2 separate regions of the Mus musculus genome follow, and region 2 is linked to region 1. A link is a loop called in an ENCODE intact Hi-C map of the cell type or tissue named here. Cell type or tissue: left cerebral cortex. All regions are shown on one strand. Links, peaks and the distances in the headings refer to the core of each region. The heading gives the core; the rest is flanking DNA.

What was found. Peaks named below come from ENCODE experiments on the same cell type or tissue, not always from the same donor. Only the 100,000 strongest peaks of a DNase experiment are listed, where the experiment ranks them.
Region 2: it touches region 1 in a loop (3-fold over the local background); 7 of 42 quality-filtered maps call a loop at or near these places.

The regions. Positions count from the first base shown.
Region 1 is chr12:41,019,657-41,025,114 of GRCm38, forward strand. Immp2l (IMP2 inner mitochondrial membrane peptidase-like (S. cerevisiae)) reads left to right here and starts at 4,434. Exons shown (of 7, transcript NM_053122.4): 1 at 4,434-4,489; 2 at 4,905-4,977. It also overlaps the pseudogene Gm18954. In left cerebral cortex, for the core only: no CTCF peak of the experiment used is centred there; DNase peaks (open chromatin) are centred at 3,085 and 3,653; H3K4me3 peaks cover 236 bases.
Region 2 is chr12:40,220,404-40,225,861 of GRCm38, forward strand. Ifrd1 (interferon-related developmental regulator 1) reads right to left here and starts at 2,786. Exons shown (of 12, transcript NM_013562.2): 1 at 2,466-2,786. The coding sequence starts at 2,553. Mir1938 (microRNA 1938) reads right to left here and starts at 2,408; the gene lies at 2,309-2,408. Gm7008 (predicted gene 7008) reads left to right here and starts at 2,961. Exons shown (of 3, transcript NR_045157.1): 1 at 2,961-3,150; 2 at 4,266-4,319. In left cerebral cortex, for the core only: CTCF peaks have their summits at 1,319 and 2,313; DNase peaks (open chromatin) are centred at 2,332 and 2,920; H3K4me3 peaks cover 2,500 bases; H3K27ac peaks cover 2,120 bases.

The DNA of each region.
Region 1 (5,458 bases), core at 1,763-4,262:
TTTTATTAGTGACCTTTTCCACAGGCTATTCAACAGTTTGAGTATTGATGTTGTATACATAATCAGGAAAGCTGATGAATGAGAAATATTTCAATTGTGATTTTTAACTATATTCAGCTCAAGGTAATATGTGCTTCTCTTAAGCCATGGGTAATTAATTGTTCCTTGTCCTAGCGTGTTTCATCTTGGATCAGCCATTTCAGAATACTCACAAAGTCCAGTTCTGGGAATGTGCTGCCTACTGTTCATAATTTTTGATATGTCCATAATCTTGTGTCCATAACTATTTGCGTTCTTGACGTAGACAGACACAAATCCAGCCCTTCAATTTAGAGGTGGACTGTCATTTCTAGGCTCTGTCATTTTGTTTAAAAACTTATGGGTCTCAGGTTTAATTATAGCATTAATTTTTTTTAAAAATCCTTCTTTGGTCATTCCCACTGCAGTGTCTGTGACATGCAGAAGGTTTTTCTTCTTGTTTCACTCACTTTTGACTTTTAGCTCTTCATTTGGAGAAAGTGAATTTTCATCACTTCATGATATTTGTCTTGTCTTCAATAAAGCATCTTACCCAAAGCATTTGAAGGCAGTTCTCTCTTGGAAAAAAAATCTAATTAAATGATTTGATCTTAACTTTCATCCTTGAGTTCATCTTGGAAGGAACTTTTCAGCTCCTCACTCACCCCCAGACAGAGCTTCTCTTGGTAGTCCTGGGCGTCCCAGTACAGTCTCAGTAGACCAGGTAGCCTTGAACTCACAGAGATCTGCCCGCCTCTGCTTCCTGAGTGCTGGGAGTGTGCATCACCATTCTTCACTCAAGTTTTCAGATTTTAAAATTCTCTCTTTGTGATGCACTTAATACTAAAAGTTGGTATCTTCTCTCTATAGTATATTTTAAAAACCTGTCCTTGAGTGTTTTTGGATTTACTCAGGCATTAACTTCATTCTCTGTTTTGACCTACTAAGATCAGCAGGGCACAGTACAAGGTGAACTTGAACCTTAACCCCTCATGGCACATGGACAATTGTAGAGAATTTTTAATCTAGCACCATAGCTGCTCTAGTAAGGAATCACATCCAAAAATATGATCTGACTGGAATACAGACATGTCACACACTGGTTATCCCTCTGGCTGGACTACAGACACATCTTTAGTACACACCATTAATTCTAAACAATAACCTCTAATTGAGACAAAATGAAAAATCAGAGAAAGATTTGACAGAATGTGTCAGAGGTAGGATATGCCCATGAGAACAGACAGGAAAGAGAGGTTACTTAAGAGCTGCACAGGGAGAGAGTAGAGTTCAGTTCAGTTTGGTTTAATTCAGTTCAGTTCAGTTCTGTACAGTGGAGTTACTTCATTTGAGTGCAGTTGAGGTCAGTTCAGAGCAGAGCAGTTGAGTTCACAGTCCTTCAGTGTGTGGAGTTCACAGGCAGTATTTCAGAGCAGTACAATTCAGTCAGAAGCCAAGAGGAGCCAATTTGAATCAGTTAGATTGGAGCGGAGTTTAAACCAGAACAGCTGAGTTGGACCAGCCAGCAAGAGTTCAGAAAGAGCTAGAAAGAGTGAGTTTATTCAGCAGTAAGTCATGGAGGCTGAAACACTTTAGGCCTAGGTTAGCAGATGGAGGCTGGAAGCTGGAGCCTTCAAGGTCCAGACCTGCAGAAGATTAGATTGTATGGAGGCTAGAAGCTTCCAGATCCAGACCTAGGGATAGATAGAATCACTCTGGCCTTAGCCCAAACCATAAAGTTTGGATATGGCTCCCATTTCAAACCTGAGAAAATAAAAGCTACATTTACATTCACAAACCACGAGTCAGAAGCCATCTCTGATTCGTCATTTCCGGAGGTCAGATCCTCATACTTCCAGGTGTGTGGTTACCCACCATACCCAAGCAGATGAAATTACTCTCATTCTACTTTTATTTGTGGGCTAGGAAATGGTCCATAGAATTTTAAAGCCTAATTACTTCAAGTTAACTTTGGTTCAATATCCCATTGAATATTAATATGATTTGTAGCCATAATTTAAGTGTGTATCTAAGTTAGGAATCTATGATACAGGTCCTCTGATGGCATTGATGCTAAATACTTGAGCTTCAAATTTAATGACCTTGAAGAATAAACAGCATTCAGACACTTAATCTTAGCTTCTTTTTAGTAATATAATTTTTTTAAAAAGATTTATTTATTTTATGTATATGAATACACTGTAACTATCTTCAGAAACACCAGAAGAGGACATCGGATCCCATTACTGATGGTTGTGAGCCACCATGTGGTTGCTGGGAATTGAACTCAGGGCCTCTGGAAGAGCAGTCAGTGCTCTTAACTGCTGCCCATATAATTTTATTTTTAAGGAACAGTTTTAGGTGGAGAGTAAAATTGAACCGAATGGGCAGAATTTCCACCTATCTCAGGATACCCACATATTCCAGGATACTCACATATTCCAGGATACCCACATATTCCAGGATACTCACATATTCCAGGATACCCACATATTCCAGGATACTCACATATTCTCCAGTATATGTATAATCTTCTGATTAACATTCTGAGACAGAGTACTGTGGTAGGACATTTTATTACATGATGAATTCCAAGACTGTTATTTACTGAAAAAATCCCATTTCTAGTTGTTCTTAGCCCTTAGTACATACCTTTAGTCCCTCTGGCTGGAATAGAGATATGCTCTTTGTACATACCTTTAATCCCAAACAACGAAGGTAAAGTTAGTTTGTAGAAAGAAGCACCCATGTTTGAAAGTGATAGCTAGTTGAGTGGCAGACAAAGTGACAAATCAGAGAAAGATTTGACACACTAGGACACGCCAAATCCTCAGGAGAAAAGAGAGGAAAGGGAAGCTACTTAAGAGAGCAGGGCAAAGAGGAAGGAAGGAGGCAGTTTTAGCTGGACAGTTGTACAGAGACAGGTCACAGAGAGAGAGAACAAGCTAGATACAAGTGAAGGAGCCAGGGAATGAGAAGGAACCAGAGATTAGAACACCCTGCCAAGTTAGAATGAGGCCAAGTAGAGTAATTCATTCAGGAAAAGCCAAGATAAACCAGACTGAATCATTTTCCATTGAGAAGAATTGAGCCAGAACAGCTGAGTTGAATCATCCAGCCATCGCTCAGAAAGAACCAGAAATAGTGAGTTTATTCTGCAGTAAATCTTGGATGCTGAAAATATTCTAGGCCTAGATTAGGTTGTATGGATTCTAGAAACTTTGATGTTTATGTATGTTCATGCCATCCCATACTGTTGGTTCTTCACTGGAACAAACATCTATTTAATTTGGAGTCTCTTTACTGTTAGGGCCCAATCCAATTTGTAAATAGGCTCTGTCATCAGGGGCGGCCTCCAAGATAAAGCACTGGTAGAATCAAACTTACCTCGCAGTAAATATTTTAGATAAGAATAACTGTACCTACATCCTATACAGGAGAGCAATCATGTTTCTTTGGCAGACTTTTGTAATTATTAACTATCAGCCTATCAACCCATTAAAGTCTTCCCCCTTCTCCCCCCCCCCCGCCCCTTTTTTTTTGAGAGAGGTTTACTCTGTGTAGGCCTGGCTGTCCTGGAACTAGCTCTGTAGATCAGGCTAGCAGGCTGGCTTCACCTGCCTCTGCCTTAGCAGTGCTGTGATGACTAAAGGTACGTGCAACCACTGCTCGGCTCCATTTAAGTCTCTTACACTCTCCCATCTTTAGAGTTAATTTTGAATGCTGAGTGTCAGAACATTATGCGCTATGTAAACTTGAGAATGATAGTTCAGCATTATCTAAAAGGGTAAAGCAAGAAAAGATAAAGATACAACTGAGGAGGGCTAGAAAAAGCAAATTAATTTTGTTGTCTATATTCTGTTAGTTACAGTGTTTTTCTAGGTTGTAATTACACAGTTAAGATTTTTTACAATTAACGAGCAAAAGCTTAAGTATATTAAAAAAAACAACCCTAGTTTCTCTGAAGCAAAAAAAAAAAAAAAAAAAAAAAAAGTTCTGGATTTTTTTCTTTTGGCTTGCTAGAGGAAGCAAACCCGAAGTTACCCATGTGCAAACAAAACAATAACAAAACCACAGAACAACACAAGAAGTCCAGTCTGGGTTCCTGGTCTAAGGGAAGAAGCTGAAGATAGCTTCTGATAACTTGCTGCTTTTCCTTGCCCTCTTAGCCATGCCAGGCTTCGACCTAGGGCTTAGACCTAAGGCTTCTAACACTTGGAACCTCTAGACGGTCAGTACCGCCCCCTGATCTGACGTAAACCCAATTCTGGCTGCGGATCCACCTTGAGCCGCGTTTCGGGGGCGGGACTTCCGTAGTAGTAGGCGGAGTCTCCGGCTGCCGCCCAGCTGGGGGTCGGGTCTGGGCGAGCGGCGGCAAAGGGCGGGGCGAGCGGCGGCGGAGGGCGGGGCGTGCCGCGGCGGAGGGCGGAGCGTGCCGCGGGGACTTCCCCTGGGTTGAGCTGCGCAGCGGGTGCGCGGGGAATGGGGCGGCGGGTCCGGGCGGCTTGGCACGCGGGTGGGCTTAAGCAGACCCTCTGTGTCCCCGGCAGGGTCTCTTATCTCCGGCTTCTCCTCCGTCGAGTGGGCGTTGCTGGGAGGTGGGGAGCCGCTCGGCCGCTATCCGCGCGATGGTAGCGAGCATGCGTGCGTGCGCGTGTTCCAGTGAGGCCGCGCGGCTGTCCCCTCAGTTCGTCCTCTTGTCTCCCTCAGTTAGGGAACCCGAACCCCGATCCGGGCGGGTAGCCGACCTCTTCTCCCCGCCCTGGGGGACCCACAGAGCGGCCGGGAGGGAGCGCTGCTCCTGGGGTGGTGAGCAGCTTGTGGGAGCTGCTCAGGCTGGAGCCACGGGATTTTAAAGGACCTGTCTCTGTCATTTTTACTTTTAGGATTTTGGCCAAATTGGGCGAGGGTACAATATTACCACTTACCCCTTCTCACCGAGGAAGAGCGGGAGAAAGGGTAAGTAAGTATTGCTCAGGGGCGGAAGGTGCCAGGACTCTTTTTCGAGTGGGGAAACTACCCTAGGCAACTTGGGTCCAAATTCCACTTTTTATCAGGAACTGGATAACCCACCTTCAAAGGTCACTTGTCCCAAGATCAAGCCTTTCTTCAGGTTCCAGAAGCCCGTAGAGCCGACTGGAAGTTTAGCAGCGTTTTAGACACCTGAGAGAAAACTCATTTCCTTTCAGACCCTCTTTAACCTGGCACATTGATGCTATAGTTCCTCTCAGGTCCCCTGTCTTCCTAGGTAGCATTCAGTAGTTCCTGACACAGTAGGGCCCTAGGTAATCTTGGCTCTGCTTGGCAGTTATCCCTCCGGGGACCTTACATTTTAAAATCTCAACAGTGGGGGAACGCACATGGGGCCACATACAGGCAATTTCATATACTTCTAGTTCTCAGGTCTTTCAGAATTACAGAGGAATTGGGGGAGGTCCTA
Region 2 (5,458 bases), core at 1,015-3,514, 800 kb before region 1:
CCTGCTGCCAAGCTGTTGGCCTGAGTTCATCAAGCCCCAAGATCCACACAGAAACTGTGCTCTGACTTCCCTATCCATGTCTTGGTGTGCTCACATTCACGCACAAATAAGTAAATGCACTCTTAAAGCAAGGAAATTCATCTCGTAAGAATGTCTAACATCTAGGTCAAGCTTACCTTGTAATCCTGAGCTAATAACGAGCAGGCACTCTACATATGTGAAGTCCTCCTTATTTCTCAGAGTCTTACTATACAAACTTTTTTCCTTAAAAACCCTGTCTTTCCTGCTAAATCTGTGGCTTTACGTCTGCTATTCCAGCAATCAGAAGTCTAAGACAAGAAGCTGCCTTTGTTTGAGAACAGCTGATGCTACAGTGAATTCCAGAGCAGGCTACAGACTGAGACTGTCATAATAAACAAAATGAGAAAAACAAAAAAGAAAACATAAAACGTGAAAATCCACTCCTCAGATCAGAACACTGCTGTGTAAACTTATCCATGCATGTGAGATCAATTTTCTTGGTTTCCTACAACTCTCCAATTACTTACAAAGAATATAAATAAAAATCCAAGACCCTAGAGATTCACTTAAATCAGATTTATTCTCCCTGTCATCCAAACTTCAATAGAAAAAGTGGTTTCTAAGTAAAATTTTTGCTAACTTCCTTTCGGACTCAACTATTTAGGAAGTAAAACACACGTGGCTCAAGTAGAAAATTACAGAAAAGCATTCTCATCCAGTCCCACTTGCTAGAGGTAGCTTTTATGGTAACAATATCAAAGCTTGCAGTTTCAACAACCAAATCAATTACTTTCCTTTTATAGATGCTTCAAGTGTTTACATTACATATGCTAAAATGCAGTGTTTAAACTCGTATCTTTTCTATGAAAAAGAATTTAAAAGACAGCACTGATGCAGTCTGAGGGCAGGTCAATACACCTTGAGGCAAAATGTGTCTGTCCTAAGAAAAGAACAATACTTGTCAGGAAACTACAGAAAGGAAGGGTGTCTGTGAGGTGGAGACCTCTGTTAACATCTGTTTCCAAATTGTCAGTGTTTCTCCATTGTTTTCATCTTTTTAAAATGAAAACTTTAATAAGACTAGTAAGACTTTATGAAAGAACTCCGGTATTTATTCAGGAGGGAAAGCTTAAACAGAAGTAGCAGGAGCCTTGATTCAACCACAACTAGGTTACATGAACAGTATTTCATAACTTCACAATGAATTTCACCACGCATTCAGGAGAAAGGGAAAAAATATCTAAAGATACATTTCTATTTGTAATAGTCCATACCCAGCCAGTTATCACCTAACACATGATCAAGAGCTTTCAGCTCTCCAGACCCTGGAGGAAAACTTTTGCATTGCCAGTCTCCAATATTTAACATGAAAACTGGTCATTTACTTTTCTAATATCATTCGAATGATCAAAGAGTAGTAGCTAGGTCAACAAATACCTAATGGCTATTATCTTGGTGTGGAACGACTGGGGGCATTCCAATATTCAACTCCATAATCTTAACAATTACTTAGTGAGATGACTACCCATTTCAATACTACTCGACTTATGTCTTGTGTGCAGTCTTGTAGAAGGGACCTTCGGCTGCAATCATTTTTTTTTCTTCTCAACCATATGTTAAGAGAATCGTACATTCAGTTCAGCAATTAACCATCCAGAAAAAGCTTTGTCTTAGCATGGAAGGAAAAAAAAAAAAAACTTATCCCTAACTTTCCAGCCAATTGCAACCTCGGCTTCTCACCACCTCTTATCACTGCATGGAACCTATAGAATGCAGCACAAAGGAGAACGCGGTCGCTAGGCTGGCAGCACAAGGGCTGCGGGGGCTCCCGGTTTCTGCAGGTACCGGGTTAGGAGTGGAAGCCACGCTAAGGGTGGGGCGGTGGCCATGGCTTCCGACGCCTCTACCCCGCCTTAGAGGACCTGCGAGACGCGCAGGAAAACAGCGGGATGGAAGCCACTCGTGCCTCTGCGTCACCCTGGCCCCATCACGCAAAGCTCAGGCCTCGTGACGCAAAAGCCGGTCCAAGCCCGCTGGACGTTTGACACTCCCGAGAACTCCATGTTGGAGGGAGCGCCACAGGCAGCGCAACAGCGGCAAGCCACCGGCGCTCCGCCCCATCTCTAGCTCGATAAAGAACCGGACAGCAGGCAGCGACGTCTAGGAAGAACGCCAAGTCCTGGTCACCCTTATTCTGACTCTCCCTCCGGCCCAAGGTCCCAGTTCTCCCCGCCCCCAGGGCCGGAGCTCCAGCACTGCTCCCGCGTGCCAGCTCAAGAAGCGCGAGTCCCAGGGCATGATGGGAACTGCAGTTCAGCCGTACCACGCGCTATGCAGACTTGGGCGTCCGAAGCGAAGACCGAACTACAAGTCCCACCGCGCCCCAGGCCGGGGTCTCCCGTTCGGCCGGCCAGCCGGCTCCCGGGCGTGGGGACACCCCTCACCTGCCGTGGCCGCCGACGTCGCTGCCCCGGAGCCGCCGCCACCCCCGCCACCGCGGTGGGGAGCGTTCCGCTTCTTGTTCTTCGGCATCGTGGGCCGCCCGGTGCCGCCTACACTTGGAGCTCAGCGAGGATCAGCCGATGGAGCTGCACTGTCTACTCGTGCGTCTGTGCGGCGGGCGGCTGAGAGGCGAGTCTCGGGCTAACAAGAGAGGCGAGGAGCGGCGCGGGTGAGAAGCGGCAGCAGCAGCAGCAGAAATCCCCGTGAAGAGCTGCGAGCGGAAACGATACATGTTTCTCTCTAGCGCGGGAGCGAAGGCGGGGTGGCCAGACCACGACGCCTTAAGTAGCCAGACGGCGGCTTGTCGTCACCATGCGTGGGCGGGCCTCCATCGCTCGCTGGCCAATCGCTGCAGATCTCCCCACCGCGGCGTCCACTGGGGCGGTGCCTGCATTCGGACTCCCATTCCCAGAGCCTCAGTCTGCCCTCGGTGCCTGGGCTGCTATGCCTTAGGGCCGCGTGGAGCTTTGGGAGATGTAGTTAGCGAGAGGGCGCGGCCTTCTCCGGGCTCCTCCCAGTCCGATTGCGTCGTGACCTCGTCCCAACGAGGCGTCCGCCCTGGAATTCACCCGGGTAGTCACCGCGATGAGCCATGCGGCAGTTATGCAGCTTGATGAACGTCAGCTTGTAAGATCACGTGTAACAACCTTTCCCCTGCTAATATGAGGCCCCTGTCCAAGCACAACCATACCCTCCTGTGGGTTTAGGGACGTGGGCTCCCCACCCTCCAAAAAAAGTATGCTTTCAGCTACTTCAACTTGTATTGTTCGTGGACCTCATATTCTAGACTAATATCTCAAATAACGAGACTGATGATTCAGTCTCAGATTTTCTTACAAAGATGTGACCTTGATTCCACCTGCCAGTTTGGAGGTCAGTTTGGGATAAGAGTTTATGAGAAGTTCGCAGCTGGCAAAACATACATGAGTTATATCAACAGTCGCAAAGGGGTTTATTTTCTCAAGGTGCTCCCGTTGATCTGTTTTCCGTGTCGCAACACCCAGTCCTGTTTTCAGGAGCTGCTAGTAGGTTCCTATACTGTCCATATGACAGAACAAACTCACTGACTCGTGCAAGTGACTCACTCTGCACTCCACCTCTCACCTCGGCTTCATTCTATTTCAAGTGATGATAGTAAGTCTTTCTCCGTCTTAATGTCCCTCTTGTACCTTAAGCCAACTTAAATTTTTCTCTCCTTTTCTTTACTGCCATATTCTTAATAGTTAATATATTATCTTCCCCCATATTCTGTAATTTATTCACCGTAATTTATTCAGTTTGTTCATAGTGCCCCCCCCCCAGCAATTGATTTTAAAATGAAACTCAGGGCTGTATCTTGATCTCTAGCCATACATAGCTTCAGTTCATACCAGGTCACCCATTTCAATGTTTCATGCCCAGGAAGGCTGATTATTTACTCAAGTGTCTTGTTTGACTAATCCACCTATGTTTATAGTTGTTCCAGAACCTCACAGACTGCCAGTCCTCCTAACCTAGCCTCTCTCACTGCTTTCTAGATATCTTGTTCTTCTCCTGAACTCAACTGGTCTTCGTTTCCAGTACAGGGCTCTTTTTGTTACTTTGACTTCATTGTTCATGAATGCCCTAACCCACCCCCCATCTTCATCTTAAGAATTATCTCTGTCTATCAAGACCAGCTCAAACACTATCACCTTCACGAAGCTTCGTCCTCACAAGTCTTTGACTTGGTAACGCTCTGCTGCCACTCTCTGTTCCTACAGATCGATCACAGATGGACTGTTCACAAAGATTCGATTGGAAGAGCAACGTTCAAGGTTTGCTTTACTCTGTGTTCTCTTGAAGAACAAGTAAACTGCACAGAGCATGGCTACCAAACTGGGACGCAGACATGGACACAGGCCCCCACTGAGTCCCTTGTGTCTGGACAGGCACACCTGAAATCTGACATGAAGTGAGGGTTCTCAGTAGGTGAGGCAAAGAGCTATACATGTTGACACACCTTATAACCACAAGCTTAATTCTCAAGATAAGTTGATATACAGAACAGTAACTTGCTACTCTGTGAACCCCATCACCCAGGTGTAATAGCGTCTAGACTTTGAAAATGATGCCTTACCAGAGTTTGCGATGGGTGTGTTCTTTTTGTATCCACTCATGTGTACACAGGGGCTTTTCTTGGACAGCCTGTTCAGAGCCTACCATATCATACAGTGCTTCTTTTACATTCATTTGTGAACACTTCTATCATGTCATGAAATTATCCACTTCCTCAAGACAAAAATCCCTGTTTGCATCATCTCTCTATTCCTTATGGCAAATAAATAAATATTAAAAAAGCTCGCAATTTATGTTCACAACTTAAACTCTAGAAATTACAAATCACCATCCGTGTGCGTGAGCTTTTTAGAGATAGCAGAAGTGTTAACCTTGTGTTCCACGTTGTCCAGCTGAACTTTGATTTAATGAACCTTAATGAGCTGGCAGTCATCCGTTTCCCAGAATCCTCTGGTCCAGGTTTTCACTTAGGACCACCAAATGCTCAAGGACTGATACCCAGCCAGCAGAGGGCACCTTCTGCTGATTTCCCCTGCTGCCTGTTTTCAGTTGTTTTGACTGAATTTCTTCTCTAAAACCTCATTCTGCCCACTGAACTCCTTCTATAGTTCACACGAGATAGATGGGGGGCGGGGGGTGGGGGAGGGAGAGAGAGAGAGAGAGAGAGAGAGAGAGAGAGAGAGAGAATATTTCAGTAACGAAGCTAGAAAAAAAATATGATTTTTTTTTTTGACCACTTCCAACTTGAATTTCCTTGGGCATCACGATATTAAAACCACACAGATAGACCTTGGGGTCAGAGTTCATCTCCAGCAGAGCAGTGCCTATGAGATGCCCAACATAATAATACTTGTCCAACGTTAGATACCTCAAGCTGAACATAGATTTGTACTTATAC